Regions from separate parts of the Mus musculus genome. Here region 2 is linked to region 1. The links are chromatin loops, found by intact Hi-C in ENCODE. Cell type or tissue: left cerebral cortex. All regions are shown on one strand. Links, peaks and the distances in the headings refer to the core of each region. The heading gives the core; the rest is flanking DNA.

Evidence for each region. Peaks named below come from ENCODE experiments on the same cell type or tissue, not always from the same donor. Only the 100,000 strongest peaks of a DNase experiment are listed, where the experiment ranks them.
Region 2: it touches region 1 in a loop (5-fold over the local background); 5 of 42 quality-filtered maps call a loop at or near these places.

What each region holds. Positions count from the first base shown.
Region 1 is chr12:118,453,771-118,461,828 of GRCm38, forward strand. No RefSeq gene overlaps it. Among named protein-coding and RNA genes, the nearest start is that of Gm25577, 47 kb to the right of the region's middle. In left cerebral cortex, for the core only: CTCF peaks have their summits at 2,046 (motif pointing left) and 4,166 (motif pointing right); DNase peaks (open chromatin) are centred at 2,042 and 4,179; H3K4me3 peaks cover 239 bases.
Region 2 is chr12:117,801,064-117,809,121 of GRCm38, forward strand. No RefSeq gene overlaps it. Among named protein-coding and RNA genes, the nearest start is that of Cdca7l, 39 kb to the right of the region's middle. In left cerebral cortex, for the core only: no CTCF peak of the experiment used is centred there; DNase peaks (open chromatin) are centred at 4,702, 5,164, 6,334 and 6,733; H3K4me3 peaks cover 388 bases.

The DNA.
Region 1 (8,058 bases), core at 1,267-6,266:
ACCCCTGGGTTCTGAATGGTATAAGAAAGCACACTGAGCAAGCCACAGGGAGCAAGCCAGCGAGCAGCATTCCTCCATGGCCTCTGCTTTAGTTCTTGCCTTGGCTTCCTGTGGTGACAGGCTATAACCTGCAAGGAAAATAAACTCTTTCTTCCCCAAGTTGCTCATGGTATCTATCACAGTAATAGAAAGCAAATTCAGACACTGCCTTTTCATGAAACATAAAGCTAGCCTCCCAGTAGAGGATCCTTACAGGGACAACAGTATAGTCCTATGTCAGAATCTTGTGTTGCTCATACAAGCCACAAGGTTAAGATTTGGGATCTATATGTTGATCAGTACTCTCTCTCCTCTAAGTAGGGAGAGAAATAGTAGTACCGACCTCCCAGTGGTGGCTTGAGTATTAATGTGCTGCCTCATCTAATACACAGCTCAGCTCATCTGCTATTAGTTTTTAGTATCTACAAGTACTAACATGAAAAGGTGTCCTGGGCATGTTGTAGATCATGTGACTAGATGAGACCACTGAAAGGTATCAAGGGCAAATCAGCAGTAAGTGAGATTCTATCCCAAAATATGGATTTGCACATCAGACATGCCCGGAAGCATTGCGTCCTCTTGTGAATTGTATTAGTCTCTGCAGGTGTCACAACATTGTTTTCTTATAAATGTGATACTTTTAATTTTAAAAAACCCTCAGTTGTGTAATAAATATGGAATAGCTATAAAAACAAACAAACAAGCAAGCAAGCATGTTCCCAGGACTGGAGAGATGGCTCAGCAGTTAAAAGCGCTTGCAGGATCTGAGCTCCATTCTCAGCACACATATCAGGTCGCTCACAACTGCCTGTAACTCCAACTCCAGGGTATCAGATACCCTCTTCAGGCTTCTATGAACACCTTTATTCATGTACACACACAAAGAGGTGAAGGGGGATGGAGAGAAAAAGAAAAACGTGTTCCTCTAAACAATAAATCAAAAATAAATAATACCAATGGGAAAGTACCCTAGTACTCAGGTCTCTTCTACGGTTCCTGAATTCCAAGGCACATTAGCAAATGGAACATGACAATTTACTGGCTCGGTTCTTTAATCCCGAGCAAATCATTTAGTGCGGGTGTTTGGCTTAGAGAATTACTACAAACAAGTACCTGAAAGCATCTATACCCTCAAAAGAAAATACTGTCACTAGTGCCTCTTCTGTGAGCTCTGGGAGGCTGTAGCTTCACTTCCAGAGCTCAAAATTGTGACAGCCAGAGCTCTGCAAATAATAACAATATAAGCAATGGCACCATACTGTCTGACATCAGTGGCTTGCTCTCTTTGCAATCTCCAGGCTGACCTCAACACACCCCTCACCCTCACCCCTCTTTCCTGAGCCTCTGAAGTGCTAGGATTACAAGCAGGTGCCCAGCTCATTTGGTTTCGACAAAGCCGAAAGCAAGGATACTCAGGTTCTTTCAAGCATCTTCTAGATCAGTAACATCACAGCCAACGACTAAGATGACATCAGGACATTTAGTGGCTGCACTGTGGCACCTGCATGAGAAAGCAAACCTAGGAATCTCCAAGCCCCACTTCATGTTCAGAATCTCCATTGCACCTCTTGTACAGTGTATGATTTCAAACATACTATTCACCATTAGCACCCATACCAGACTCATTCCAAAATTAGCATTAACAATTAATTTTAATACCTCAGGCAGAGGTGAACAAGGAAACTGTCTCTCCTATACTTTCTCAGTGGGGGTTTTTCTGAAGTATCTACTGACTGAAAAATATTGCTGCCTTCAAGGCACCTCAAATCAGAATAAACCCTGTTTTATTACAAAACATAAATATCACAATAACCAATTGAGGGTATAAAGAAGGGCAAATGTTAGAATATCTGAAGATTTCTAATCAGAATGATTGAAGTCATACTTTCCAGCCTTAAGTCAGGAATTTATGGATGCAAAGACTAATGTGATTTTAATTCAAAATCCAACCAACCACACCAATAAATTCATTTCAAACACGTTAGACTAAAAGCTGACTGCCCTCTGGTGGGCTACTTTTTAAAATATTTAGTGTTTCTTAAAATGAAGTGCTTAAAATATTGTACAGTGGCATGAAATTATTTTACAATGCAATTTGTGAGGATAAAATTATTTGGGAAAGGGGAAGCATTAAACTGTTAAATACCTTTTTATCATATAAATTGAGTTTAGCTGATTTATGATTTTTTAAACTAAATTTTCCATTTGTGAGTAAATGTAGCTGACTTTTCAAATCTCAATTAAAAAACAGAAATAAAAGAAAATCATCTTTCTCATTTTCACTTCAAAATGTTGAGACTCTGATTCATCTTCAGCTGCTCATAAGCAATGGGGGAAAGTTACATGTTTATCAGGGTTGTTTCCGGTATACACCATTTTCATGTAATTTTACTGTCTGAAAAAGAAATGGCATAATCCTATTCCCAATAAAATGTATATTGATTAAAAAAAAAAAGCCTAAAGCTTACCATATCAAAGTACTAGGGCTAATGCTGATATAATATGGGGAAAAGTCAGAGGGTGTCCCAGGCACATGCTCTGGCCAGCCTGGGATCCGGCAGTGTCTCGCCCTCCTCTGTTTGCAGTTCCCCTGAATACTGGGGTGGGCTGAAATCTCCGAACGACACCAAGTCTGTCAGTTTTCATCTGTTTCGTGGGGATTTGCATGTTAACAGCCTCCCAGGCACTGCTGTACCCACTGTTAGCTTCAGCTCAGGATTCTGGCTCTGGTCATAAATTACTTCCTCAGCACCTGTGCCCCATCTTGAGTGAACAAATCCTGTTGAGCGTGATCGAATTCATGTAGGGACTTCAAATAGCCGAAGATGGAAGATACAGGAAAAATCTAAAGGCATATTATTTTAAAACTCTTATTGTCTTTGTGAGGAAAAATCAAAATGTGCGCCGAGCGATTTATCTGGGCGAGTTTCGTGGCTGCTGGCAACGACTCTGAGAGTTCTCCACATCCCTCCTCCCTTCCTTCTTGGTGACTCTCTTAGCAAGGCCTAATATTTTGTCTCTGGATTCCTTTTTTGAATTTGAAAAGGAAACTTACAAGAAAGAGAAGTCTTCTTTTAAGACAAAGGAATTAAAGATTGCAATCAAATCACAAACTCAAGTTAATTCTGTGGCTGTAAATACTCAGCTTTAGGTTAATAAGCACCTGTGCCATCAGTATGTCTGAACAAGTTCCCGAATACAGTCTTTCAGAAACGTTTGTAACACCCAACAACTGGAAGTCAAGAACGCAACGTTTTCAATTGCTACCTAAAAGCTGGGCAGAACAAGGTATCCTAAAACAACTATGCTTTTAAAACTAATTAGCATATGCAGTGACCTTAAAATGTAAAGATGTTACTTCTGTGAGACTAATTTTCTTCCCCAACCCAATAGGAAGTAAATGGAAATACAGAACGGAAGAGTTCTTATCATAGAATTACTGCTTTTAAATTTCGTGTGCGCGCGCGCACACACACACACACACACACACACACGAATAAAATTTTGTACCCCAGTATACTATTTTATAAAGGCTTGCTGGAACTTAGTTGGAAAGTGATAAAACACAAACTAAGCCAAAGTCAGCAAAAGTCAACAGTTGTGGCGGTTTTGTTTTCTGGTCTTTCCTTCTTGGAGGTCAAGGGATGTAGCTGTGTGTGTGTGTGTGTGTGTGTGTGTGTGTGTGTGTGTGTGTTTTCAAAGGAGGTTTAGTTATAGTCTTTCATTAAAAAAAAAAAGAAAGAAAGAAAAAGAAATGTAGACTCTACCTATTTAGCATCATTGCTCACGCCATGTTTTCTGGCAGTTCCCAAATAATACGAATAGAAACAAACCCGTGTAGAGTGTCCATCGAAGGAAAAGAAGCCTCCTTACCCAATGCTTTAGGCAAGTAGAGACTGAAAGACGAGCATGTTTGTGCGTGTATCTACTTAAATACTTACCATGCTACCATTCTCTTGGAGCTTGCAGTCATATGTGCTTTCTGTGTCCAGAAAAATCAATATTCTTATAGTTTTAAACGGGATTTTTTTCTCCCACGTCAGAAATGGGACTCTTCGACCGCGGCGTTGTGGCTTCAGATCCACAGGGTTGGGGTCCGCTCCCGCGCTGCGCGTTGCCTTTTTCATCAACAGAGGGCGCTCTGCGGTTTTCCAAGGATCCCGGCTTCTCTCACGGCCGAGCTGGGCAGCGGGCGAAGCATCAGTTAGCCGCGTTTGCAGGGTTTTTCCCCCCCATACCAGGCAGAAGCTCTTTCAACTGGCTAGTGTATGATTTATTGGAAATACTACTGATCACTGAAACAACATACGTGAATGAAAGGAAACCCCATGATTTTACAAAAGTCGGGTGACCGTGACATCTAAGGCTGCTAACTAACCCCAACCGGATAGTATTGGAAATGATCATAAGCATAGAACGCAGGCTGATACAGTCTTCACCTTGGGAAGCCAGGGCGACAGCTTTATTTACATGGCCTATCCCAGTCCTGAGCGCGCGAGTGTGCCTGGTTGTGTCCTACTTTAATATATTATACTCTTTTATACCTGATACTAGACAAATGAAATACATAATTCCTCGTGAAGTAATCTGCCTAGGTCCTAATTGACACATTAGGAGAGCTCTGAGAAGCTTTTTCTCTGCTGAAGGTTAGAGAGAAGATACCAGATGCCGATGCTATTAATTTCTCAACAGTCCAAAGCACAAAATTTCAGCTGAAAACTTGAGAGAATGAAAAAAGATATATTTCAAGAAAATTAGATTTTTCTCAGAGTATTTGTCCAAGATCTACATTTTTAGATGCATAATTTATTAGATGTTTCAACACAGAGAAGTAATCATAACCAGCTAACTCGAAGATTGCCAGTTACTATCCTTCCCGGCAAAGTTTTACAAATGTCTTAAAGCCACTGTGAAAGTCAGAGCAGCAACCCTAACAGACGCCAGAATCAACATATTTGACAGAAGTGCGCACGCCATCGTAGCCCATTATTTCAAATGAGAATGTTCCATCTCAAGATCCGGAACGATACCACCAATGACAGAATAAACGGGAATGTGGAAGTCAAACAGCATGACAGCAGCTACTCAGAACTAGAAAATAAGAGCATTGTAACGTATAGGTGTGCTCCAAGGTTCTCCTCTGAGAAAATGTGCTCCTCTGAGAAAATGAGCTCCTTTCCCACAAAGGGAAAGAAATGCCAGGTTTCCTTATGTTGAATGCATGTTTGTGTAATATTGAAGATGATGAAACAAATATTTAACAGCTAGGACAGTGCATTCCCAGCTAACTCATCCCTTTATCGCTTGCTGGTTGGAAGATAAGAACCATCCTCTTTCTTTTGCAAATATGTTTGCCAGCAGCTGTTTCAACATTTATAAAGACCATTCTCACTGATTGCCAAATAACCATAAATTTATTTACGCATATTTTTGAGTTGGAGGCATAAAAATAATTACATGTCTGATTAAATCCACTTATGCCTTCGTGTCTTACTAAATCTATAATAGATATGAATCGTTACAATACACTGCATCTAAGTGCATAAATAATGCCATACACATGCAGAATCCAGCTTTGCTGCAGCAGAAGGCAGGCAGTCGTGTACATATACGTAGTTGGGCTGGATTATGAATATTGGTGTGGATTCTGTAACGTAGGACATTAGTCAGAAAGCTGAAATGTTCTTATTAATCATTAGTTTAATTTCTTAAAATATATTAAGTTTTTATTTTATATAAATAAGCATGTCGTAAGAAAGATGGACTAGAAACTCCATGCTTTTAAATGTGCACGTATGGAAAATCATATATTTACTTCCAAGTTGAACTGAATTCTTTCAGATGTGAGTTTCTCTTATTCACAGCCCACCCCCTTCCCACCCTCTTCTCATCATTCTGTCCACCTCCACCCTCCACCTCTGCCACTGTGAACCAAGGTAATTTAAATGATTATAGTATTTTGTAGAAGGTTTTAAGGGATGTTCAAAGTTAAGAATCACGATGCTTAGCAATACTGGTTTGATTCTACTCTTCAGTCCCTGTATTGGACCTGAAATTTTGCTTTCTTTTGATTGAGACTCAGCTTATAATAACTTTAATCACATAATATTTAACCGTATTTGTTATAACACAACACTTGTTAACACTTCATTTTGAGTGTTCCAGCATTATTAATTCATTTGGTATTCATTGCAATAACGTAGATAGTAATGAACTCATCTGGTATTCATGTGGATGCCAGCAGTACTTCCATAGGAATTCTATTGCATTTCAGTATTAATTAAATGTGCTTCCTAATTTTCTTAGGAAAATAGGAATATTATGTATTTCCTAGGTCTGTCTCTTCCAAAGTCATATACTCAAGGCCAATTATGAAGTCATACATATGGTTATTTGTATTTATATTCATGAACATATTTCATATTCAAACAGATAACAAACTAAGATAAATGTCTAGGTTTTTTTTTCTCCCTCTTGTATCACTAAATATCCTTAATGTCAGCATTTCATGCAGACACAGAAGTGATGTTTGTGCTGCATTTCTCGTGTAAAGAAGGAAGCAGCCCTGTTCAAATACAGACAGCGACTTTCTTATAAACACAGATAAATAACCAGAGGGGACTTTGCAGAACAGTGTTCTTAACCTGACTGACGATGCCTCTGTCGCAGGCTGACACTGTGCGAGACACTTCTGTCTCTTAGTAGGTCAGTCAAAATCCTATCCCCATTTGCATCCTTAGCTGGAAACTTGAAGTGGCTTATCAAAGAATACAAATCTATTTTTAAGAGAAATCTAGAATTTACAAACCCTCAATCACATTAAGGTTTTTTTGAAATTGTAACAGGGGCTTTTGATGTGTTCAGGAAAGTAGCCAAACATCCCCATTTCCTTTTCTGCTTGTAGCTAGAATGTTTTTCAGCCCTGTCTAACCAGTCCCTTATGTTAAAGAACAATAATGATTCTAGAGTCTTGCAAGAGCCTTTCAGAGTTGCATCTTTCAGCACTGGGGAAGGTAGGGTAATGAGTGCAGGGAGGGAGTGAGGAGATGACGGTTCTGTGTTAATGTGAGGCTTTTTGTTGCTGAGTATCTTGTTTGGTTTGGAAGGGAGGGGCCTCATCACTGACTTTGAAAAGTGAAATCAGGCAACAGCATAAGGAAGCCAACCCTGGTGGAAAGCTACATCCTCTGATTCTGCAATTGGGGGGGGGGGGAGGATGGTGTTACTTAACTCTTTAATCGTCCTAGCGTGACTTAAAATAGGGATCTTTAAATAGCACTTAACCTCAGCATTATATGCTCACCATTTCTCATGTATGATATAAATGAAAAAATCACTGGTTCCGGAACTCCATCTTTGCCAGAGAAACTGTCACAGTCCTGTGCTGCACACGCGGTAGTTCTAACAGGTCATCTAAAAACAGTGTCTCTGAAATGCTTTAACTCAACCTTGGCATTGTAAGACATCCTCCACCCCGAACAGAACGTGGGACAGGGTCATATGCAGCTGCTGCAGGTGTTTATTTTTCCAGAACAGGCAGAGCTTGTACTGTGATTTTTTTTTTCTCCCACATTCCAGGTAGTGGAAGAGAAAATTCGGTTCACAATTCTACATGTCAGAGAGCAGACAGAAGTAGGTTTTTCTCTTTATGGTTTGTAACGCCTGTTACCTTTAATAGAACCAGGCATGGGAAAACAGGGCAGATTTCTGTTTTGTAGCTTAAGACTGGTGGACTATTCTGACTCCTCTTGACACCTGGATATAATGAAGCACGTTAAAAATGTTGCTTCCTGTGAATTCTAGGCTTTTGTTGATTTCAAGGCAGATCTCGCTTAATGCAAAGCATGCTTCAAAGGTAGGCAACACATTCAGTTTAGCTTTGCTGTCCTTGCTAAGAACAGAGTATCTTCGTGCTGGAAGACAGTAGAATGCCAATGCTGGTTACCTTGATGCTGCCTGTTAAACCGTGGCAGATTCTGTTTTGCCACCAGCAGCAAACAATTTAATTAGGAACACAAA
Region 2 (8,058 bases), core at 2,000-6,999, 650 kb before region 1:
ATTTGCTTTCAGTTGGCAAGGCCAACAGTATACCTTCACAGTTTTGCCTCAAGGATATATTAACTCTCCTGCCCTGTGTCATAATTTAGTTAGAAGGGATCTTGATCGTTTGGATCTTCCACAAAATATCACATTGGTGCACTATATTGATGACATTATGCTGATTGGACCAAGTGAGCAGGAAGTAGCAACCACTTTGGACTCATTGGTAACACATATGCGTATCAGAGGATGGGAAATAAATCCAACCAAAATTCAAGGACCATCTACCTCAGTGAAATTCTTAGGAGTCCAGTGGTGTGGGGCATGCAGAGATATTCCTTCTAAGGTGAAAGATAAGTTATTGCACCTGGCCCCTCCTACAACCAAGAAAGAAGCACAACGTTTAGTGGGTCTATTTGGATTCTGGAGACAACACATCCCTCACTTGGGTGTGTTACTTAGGCCTATTTACCAAGTGACTCGGAAAGCTGCTAGCTTTGTGTGGGGCCTGGAACAGGAGAAGGCCCTTCAACAGGTCCAGGCTGCTGTGCAGGCTGCTCTACCACTTGGACCATATGACCCAGCAGATCCGATGGTACTTGAGGTGTCTGTGGCTGATAGAGATGCTGTTTGGAGCCTCTGGCAGGCCCCTGTAGGTGAATCACAGAAAAGGCCTTTGGGATTTTGGAGCAAAGCTCTACCATCATCTGCAGACAACTATTCTCCCTTTGAAAAACAGCTCTTGGCCTGCTATTGGGCCTTAGTGGAAACTGAACGTCTGACAATAGGACACCAAGTCACTATGCGACCTGAACTACCCATCATGAGCTGGGTACTATCAGACCCTGCAAGTCATAAAGTGGGACGCGCACAGCAGCAGTCTATTATCAAATGGAAGTGGTATATACGTGATCGGGCCAGAGCAGGTCCTGAAGGCACAAGCAAGTTACATGAAGAAGTTGCTCAAATGCCTATGGTTTCTACTCCTGTTACAATGCCATCTGCTGCCAAACATGTGCCTATAGCCTCATGGGGTGTTCCCTATGATCGACTGACCGAAGAGGAGAAGACTAGAGCCTGGTTTACTGATGGCTCTGCACGTTATGCAGGCACCACCCAGAAGTGGACAGCTGCAGCATTACAACCCCTTTCTGGGACAACCTTGAAAGACACAGGTGAAGGGAAATCTTCACAGTGGGCAGAACTTCGGGCAGTACACATGGTATTACAGTTTGTTTGCAAGAAGAAATGGCCAGATGTACGATTATACACTGACTCATGGGCTGTAGCCAATGGATTGGCTGGATGGTCAGGGACTTGGAAAGATCACAATTGGAAAATTGGTGAGAAAGACATCTGGGGAAGAAGTATGTGGATAGATCTCTCCAAATGGGCAAAGGATGTGAAGATATTTGTGTCCCATGTAAATGCTCACCAAAAGGTGACTTCAGCTGAGGAGGAGTTCAATAATCAAGTGGATAAGATGACCCGTTCTGTGGACAATCAGCCTCTCTCCCCAGCCATCCCTGTCATTGCTCAATGGGCACATGAACAAAGTGGCCATGGTGGTCGAGATGGAGGTTATGCTTGGGCTCAGCAACATGGGCTTCCACTCACCAAGGCTGACCTGGCTACAGCTGCTGCTGATTGCCAGATCTGCCAACAGCAGAAACCAACACTGAGCCCCAGATATGGCACCATTCCTCGAGGTGACCAGCCAGCAACCTGGTGGCAGGTTGACTACATTGGACCACTTCCTTCGTGGAAAGGACAGCGTTTTGTTCTTACTGGAGTAGATACTTATTCTGGTTATGGATTTGCCTTTCCTGCACGTAATGCCTCTGCTAAAACCACCATTCACGGACTGACAGAATGCCTCATCTATCGTCATGGTATTCCACACAGTATTGCTTCTGACCAAGGAACTCATTTCACAGCCAGAGAAGTACGACAGTGGGCTCACGATCATGGAATTCACTGGTCTTACCACATTCCCCATCATCCTGAAGCAGCTGGGCTGATAGAAAGATGGAATGGCCTTTTGAAGACGCAGTTACAGCGCCAATTAGGTGGTAACAGCTTGGAAGGCTGGGGCAGAGTTCTTCAGAAGGCAGTATATGCTTTGAATCAGCGCTCGATATATGGTACAGTTTCACCCATAGCCAGGATTCATGGGTCCAGGAATCAAGGGGTGGAAAACGGAATAGTTCCACTTACTATCACTCCTAGTGACCCTCTAGGAAAATTTTTGCTTCCTGTCCCCATAACTCTAGGTTCTGCTGGCTTAGAAGTTTTGGCTCCAGAGAGGGGAGTGCTCCTACCAGGAGCTACAACAAACATTTCATTGAACTGGAAGCTCAGACTTCCCCCTGGTCATTTTGGGCTTCTAATGCCCTTAAACCAACAGGCTAAAAAAGGAATAACAGTGTTAGGAGGGGTGATAGATCCAGATTACCATGGGGAAATTGGATTACCTCTTCACAATGGTGGTAAGCAAGATTATGTCTGGAGTGCAGGAGATCCCTTAGGGCGTCTCTTAGTACTACCATGTCCTGTGATTAAAGTCAATGGGAAACTACAACAGCCTAATCCAAGCAGGATGACAAAGGACGCAGACCCATCAGGAATGAAGGTATGGGTCAATCCTCCAGGAAAAGAGCCAAGACCTGCTGAGGTGCTGGCTGAAGGTGAAGGAAATACAGAATGGGTAGTAGAGGAAGGTAGTTATAAATACCAATTAAGGCCACGTAACCAGTTGCAGAAACGAGGATTATAAAGTAATATGAATGCCCATTGTAAATTTACTAATGCGTTTGTGATTGTACGAGGGATAGTTATATCATGTTAGGCGTATTTACAACCTTGTTATTGTTTCATGTGAACATGAGATATTATTTGTGTCAAGTTGACAAGGGGTGGATTGTAGTGGCTATTCCTGGTTGTCAACTTGACAATATTTGGAATGAACTACAATTCGGAATTGGAAGGCTCACCAGTGACCCTTATCTGGAGGCTTGGAGATCCTTATCTGGATCTTGGTTTGAAGATCTTGAGCCATAGTGGCTATGGATTCCAGAAGATTGAATCTCCGAGTTAAGGAACACACCTTTAATCTGGGCTATGCCTTTCATCTGGGATTAAAGGTGTGGTGGAACACACCTTTAATCTGGGCTACACCTTTTGCTGGAGACAATATAAGGACATTGGAAGAAGGGAGTCTAGCTCTTGCTCTTGCTCCTGCTCCTTCGCCTGCTTGCTGCGTGAGACTGAGTAACTGCTAGATCCTTGGACTTCCATTCACAGCTGTGACTGAACGATTGTTGGGAATTGAGCTGCCGACTGTAAGTCATCAATAAATTCCTTTATTATCTAGAGACTATCCATAAGTTCTGTGACTCTAGAGAACCCTGACTAATACATCCACCTATGATCACAGATCTGTAACAGGAACTTGAGTCAAGGCATTCAAGCCATTTCACAAAAAGATTCCAGTCTAAAACACTAAAAAGCAACTTTACAACATTCAGATTTGCCTAACCTGAAGGGGCATTCTCCCTTCTACTTGTGGAGCAGGTTCAGTATCCATTATCTTCATGCTGGTGGAATTTTGGATTTGGGGAACCCTGCTTAAGTACAAGGAGAGATTTTGTGAATGGAGTCTAATATGAAACTCATCTATGTCTTATATACATCTTATATGCACAGCCTAAAGATACTTTTCCTTTTTTTCGATCTCTCATGACGAGATTAATGTAGACCTTTCTACATCTGGTGTCATGTTAGTGATGAAACCATTTCAGATGTGAGAGTAGGGTCAAGTTTGGAGTTCAGGTCAGGGGTGCATATTATGGGTAATTGAGTGTGTCCAGTGTGTCAGGGAACAGAGGGAGGCTGCAGGTGCTAGTTTATTCTCTCTCCCTCTCCCTCTCCCTCTCCCTCTCCCTCTCCCTCTCCCTCTCCCTCTCCCTCTCCCTCTCCCTCTCCCTCTCCCTCTCCCTCTCCCTCTCCCTCCCCCCCCCCTCTCTGTGTGTGTGTGTGTGTGTGTATCTGGGAGGCCAGAATGCAAATCCAGTGCTGGGTTGCAGTGCTGGCCTCCTGGGTACCTTCCGGCCTTGATGCTGCTCAAAATGTGCAGCAAATGCACAGCATACAGGTCCAGTTAAGCCACTACTCAGGCCCTCATCTGGGAACTTTCATCAGCAGCCAACAAGCTCCAGATGAGTACATATGAAGCCAGAACTGGGGTGCCTGGGGAAGGGAAAACTACGCACCGGCTACAGACTCCATTTTTCTCTCTGTTGGCAGAAAGGAGCTGATGTCAGTCACATGGCGCAGCCTGTCCATTAAGAACATAGTTTAGATCCATCAGGCATGATGGGGGAGAAACAGTGAGCAAAGCTCAATGGGAGTCCAGTCCCTAGAAGAAACAGCTTCTCCTTGTGCTGGCATCCGTAGCCCAAGGTCTACTGGTCAGACAGTGGAAGAGAAAAGACAGGGATAGCAAAGAGGTTTGAGTCAGCTCATCTTGTTTTCTTCTTTCTGGGGCTAACTTACTGCGTTTTAAGTTCTAGCACAAGCCCAATCCCTATTAGCTTCTAGTTTGCCCTGTTCTCAGCACAGCGGATGAATCAAAAGGGGATCTGCTGTGAAAATAATGGCTGTGGAGTTGCTGTTGCTGGGATTTGCATCACCAGCTTCCTAGCAATCCATCTGACATCAGTGACGTCTTTGGGACTCCAAATTTAGAACATTTATTTAGGAACTTAACTTCAGTCTCTTAACAGCTCCCTCCTGATGATGCATGCTGGATGTTTTGGTTTGCTAATCCAACAGTCATTTCTGAGATCCATACAAATGAAAAACCATACCAATAAGACACGAAACCCTTAATTACTCTAATGTATGTCCCAAGGCTCTCCCCCCCAGCTCCTCCCTCCCCCCCCAGACATCCTTAACTTCTCTGGGCACCATCCAGGAGACTGAAGCATCCAGCACGTCATCGCTGTTCCCTTCCACAGGCTGCGGGGAAATTTGTTTTACAAGGCTGGTTTTAACGGAGCTACCTGCTGTGCACCACATTGCTACTGTTTGTGAAGTGAATGATGGGAAAGGCAAGTCTGTGATTTCATTTGTTCAGACCGATTACTCACGCGTTGCACACGGTATCATTTGCTTGTCACTTAATGACTGACCAGCCTGCCTGAATCATTAGTGCCTTAGTGTAGTGAAAGGAAGACCTCCGTATAATGAGGAGCTGAAGGAAGTGGAGTGCTGTTTTACCTAAAAGAAATGGTGCGCAGAGATCCAGCACAGCTGCAGGTGTTCCGATGACAATGTGGGAAGCAGTTAGCTTCCAATTTAGCAGAAAATTAAGAGCGAAAAAACTGTTATTTGTGAGAGAAGATACTCATGGCAAGCAATCATCCTCGCTCCGCATCCACAAGACGAGCATTCAGCTGTCTTTGTCGTGACTTAAAACAATTGGTATCTTGGGCTGCATTCAACACCAGATTGGAGCTTATTATCTGCAGTTTATTCTTTCTTGGGATATTTTGTGTTCCCCCTTCCCCCATTTTATGGTTAATTTGCTTGCTTGAATGTAAAGCATTTAAGCTGAAAAATCTGGATCATGGCTGATCATTGTGCCAGGGCTCTGGACTGTATGATACAAGATAATTGGCAATTTTCAAATTCATAATCCATTCTGTTCCCCCTCACCTCCCCCACCCACTTTGTCCCTTCTGGTAGCTTCTCATCTGCCATCTTTGGTGTAATCTCTGAAAGGTCCATGGAGGAGGGATCAGGGCAAATAAATTCCTTTAGTCAAGCCCCCACACTCCTCAGACTCACCTTTGGGAAACGTGAATTGTCCTGCGTGCTCCATCCTGTGGCCCATGTCCCTCCAGGAAAGCACTCACCAGCTGTCACCACACTGAAAAAACTATTTCCCCATAAAAAGGGCTTTATCCCATTTGCAGCCAACATGCTGAGTCATGTTGGTGGGATAATAAAGATTTTCTTTTTTAACTTAATTTAAGGTTTTGGTATGGAGCAGTCAAGAGAGCCCTGATATTCTATAAACCACCAAACAGTTCCCCACTTGCTAAAGTAGCATGCTCTGCCCCCACTGCCCTTGCTTTGGGATGGTCAGCACAGGAGCCAACTGCATCCATGCCCACTGGTGTGGTTTCTTATTTTTAACGAGGTCTAGAGAGTGTGAGCTGTGTGGTTCCTTCCAGTGTCATCAGAGCTCAGTCACTCTTCCTAAGCAGTAGAGCCTCCCTCAGCTTTCTTTGGAAATGAAGTGACGTCTCCTATTTCTCAGGCAAACTCGGGATGGTGGTAATTTTCTGTGTTCAGTTTTCGATGGAGCTCATGTGGGTGATAACCGCCACATGTACGGCCGACTCTGGAGCTGTAAAGTATGCAGCTTTTGCCTCAGCTCAACAGTAGAGGTTGAGTTTCTCTAAGTAAATGGTGTATTTCTTTATTCTTCCAAACAGTTTGATCTCTTAAAATCAGAAGGAGAATGTCTTTGTCACTTTTCTTCTGTCTGATTGCTCATAAGGTATTAACCCCACTGCTCAGCTATTTCTATGAATACACCAGTCAAAACTGCAATACATCCTGTTTCTCTGCTTTGCACACATTTTCCACTTCAACCGTGTGCCATTTTTCATGCACATTCGTATGAACTCGGAGAAGGAAACCCGAAAGCAAGAATAGAGAGTGCAGCTGTGGTGACCAGTGAAGGACACTGCGTGAGAGTGCAGCTGCGGGCTGGGAAACCGGCTATCCATCATGCTCATGCTCACCATCCAATCAGGAGGCTTCAAGTTGCATCTTCAGCACCCAGAGAAAAATATCCAGATGCTGTGGTGCGTTTCTGTCTTCCTAATGCTGGAGGAAGGCTGGGGGGAGGGGAGCGGTGCGGGGGGGTGGGGGGGGTGGTGTCTTCCTAATGCTGGAGAAAGGCTGGGGGGGCGGTGCGGGGGGGGTGTCTTCCTAATGCTGGAGGAAGGCTGGGGGGGGTCCGGGGGGGGGGGACAGACCTGGGAGAAATCCTGTGGCTAGACAGTCTAGCCAATCAGCAAGTTCCAGGTTCAGTGAGAAGCCCTGTCCGTGGAGAGTAACTAAGGAAGAAACCTTATATTGATTTGTGGCTTCCATGAACACGTCGCCCCCCGCCCCCCCCAACACACACATACGTACACACACCACAATAAGAAACGCAACGAAACCCTAGAAACTAGTGAGCAGAGGAACAGCTAAGAGGGTTAAAAAGTGATCTTCCCTCAGATCCTGTTTGAAGTCTGCCTCTCATTATTTTGCCGCCACCCCCCCCCCCTCGTCCCCCAGGCCTAGATGTGAGAATTCTCTTTCATCGTAACTGGCCTTATTTTCCAGAAAGCTGGAGGACCTACGCTTTCAAAGTGGATACCATCTTCTGTGGTATAGCTTGGTTCCCAAAACACGCAGCATAGCGGAGTTTGCGGTTTACTAACTCTGCTGTCACCCGCTGGTCCGAGAGAACGCTCAGCCACGCGCTCTTTTTGTGTCCACTAACAATCACTTTGTCTTCTGCTCTGCCAGTTTGATGTGTAATATTTTCCTTTTCCCTCTATTCCTTTCCAATATTCCTGTCAGCTTACAGCAGCTACTTCATTAAGCTTTTCCTCTGCTCTAGCAGCCATCAGTAGTGAAGGATCCTTTGTGAGGCCAGAAGAGAATTGATCTTGTTCTCTTCCCACACTGGCAGACCTGCCAACGCCAAAGGATTTACTGCAGTGTCACACAGATTGCCTGGAGGACGCCCTGTGTCCCCATTTGTCACATAGCTTCCATGGCGCACCAGGCATGTGGTGGGCTTGTAAACTTATTTCTGAAGATGTTGAAAGGATTATCCTCGCTCATAAAAATGAGAAATTTGCTTAACTGCCTTAGAAGATTTAAGGCTGCCCCCTTGTTTTTTTTTTTTTTTTTTTTTTTTTTTTGGAAAGGCTTATTTGAATTACAAAGTAGGGTTGTGGGAGTGAGGAAGAAAAGTAGAAGCCAGCCCCCCCCACACACACACCG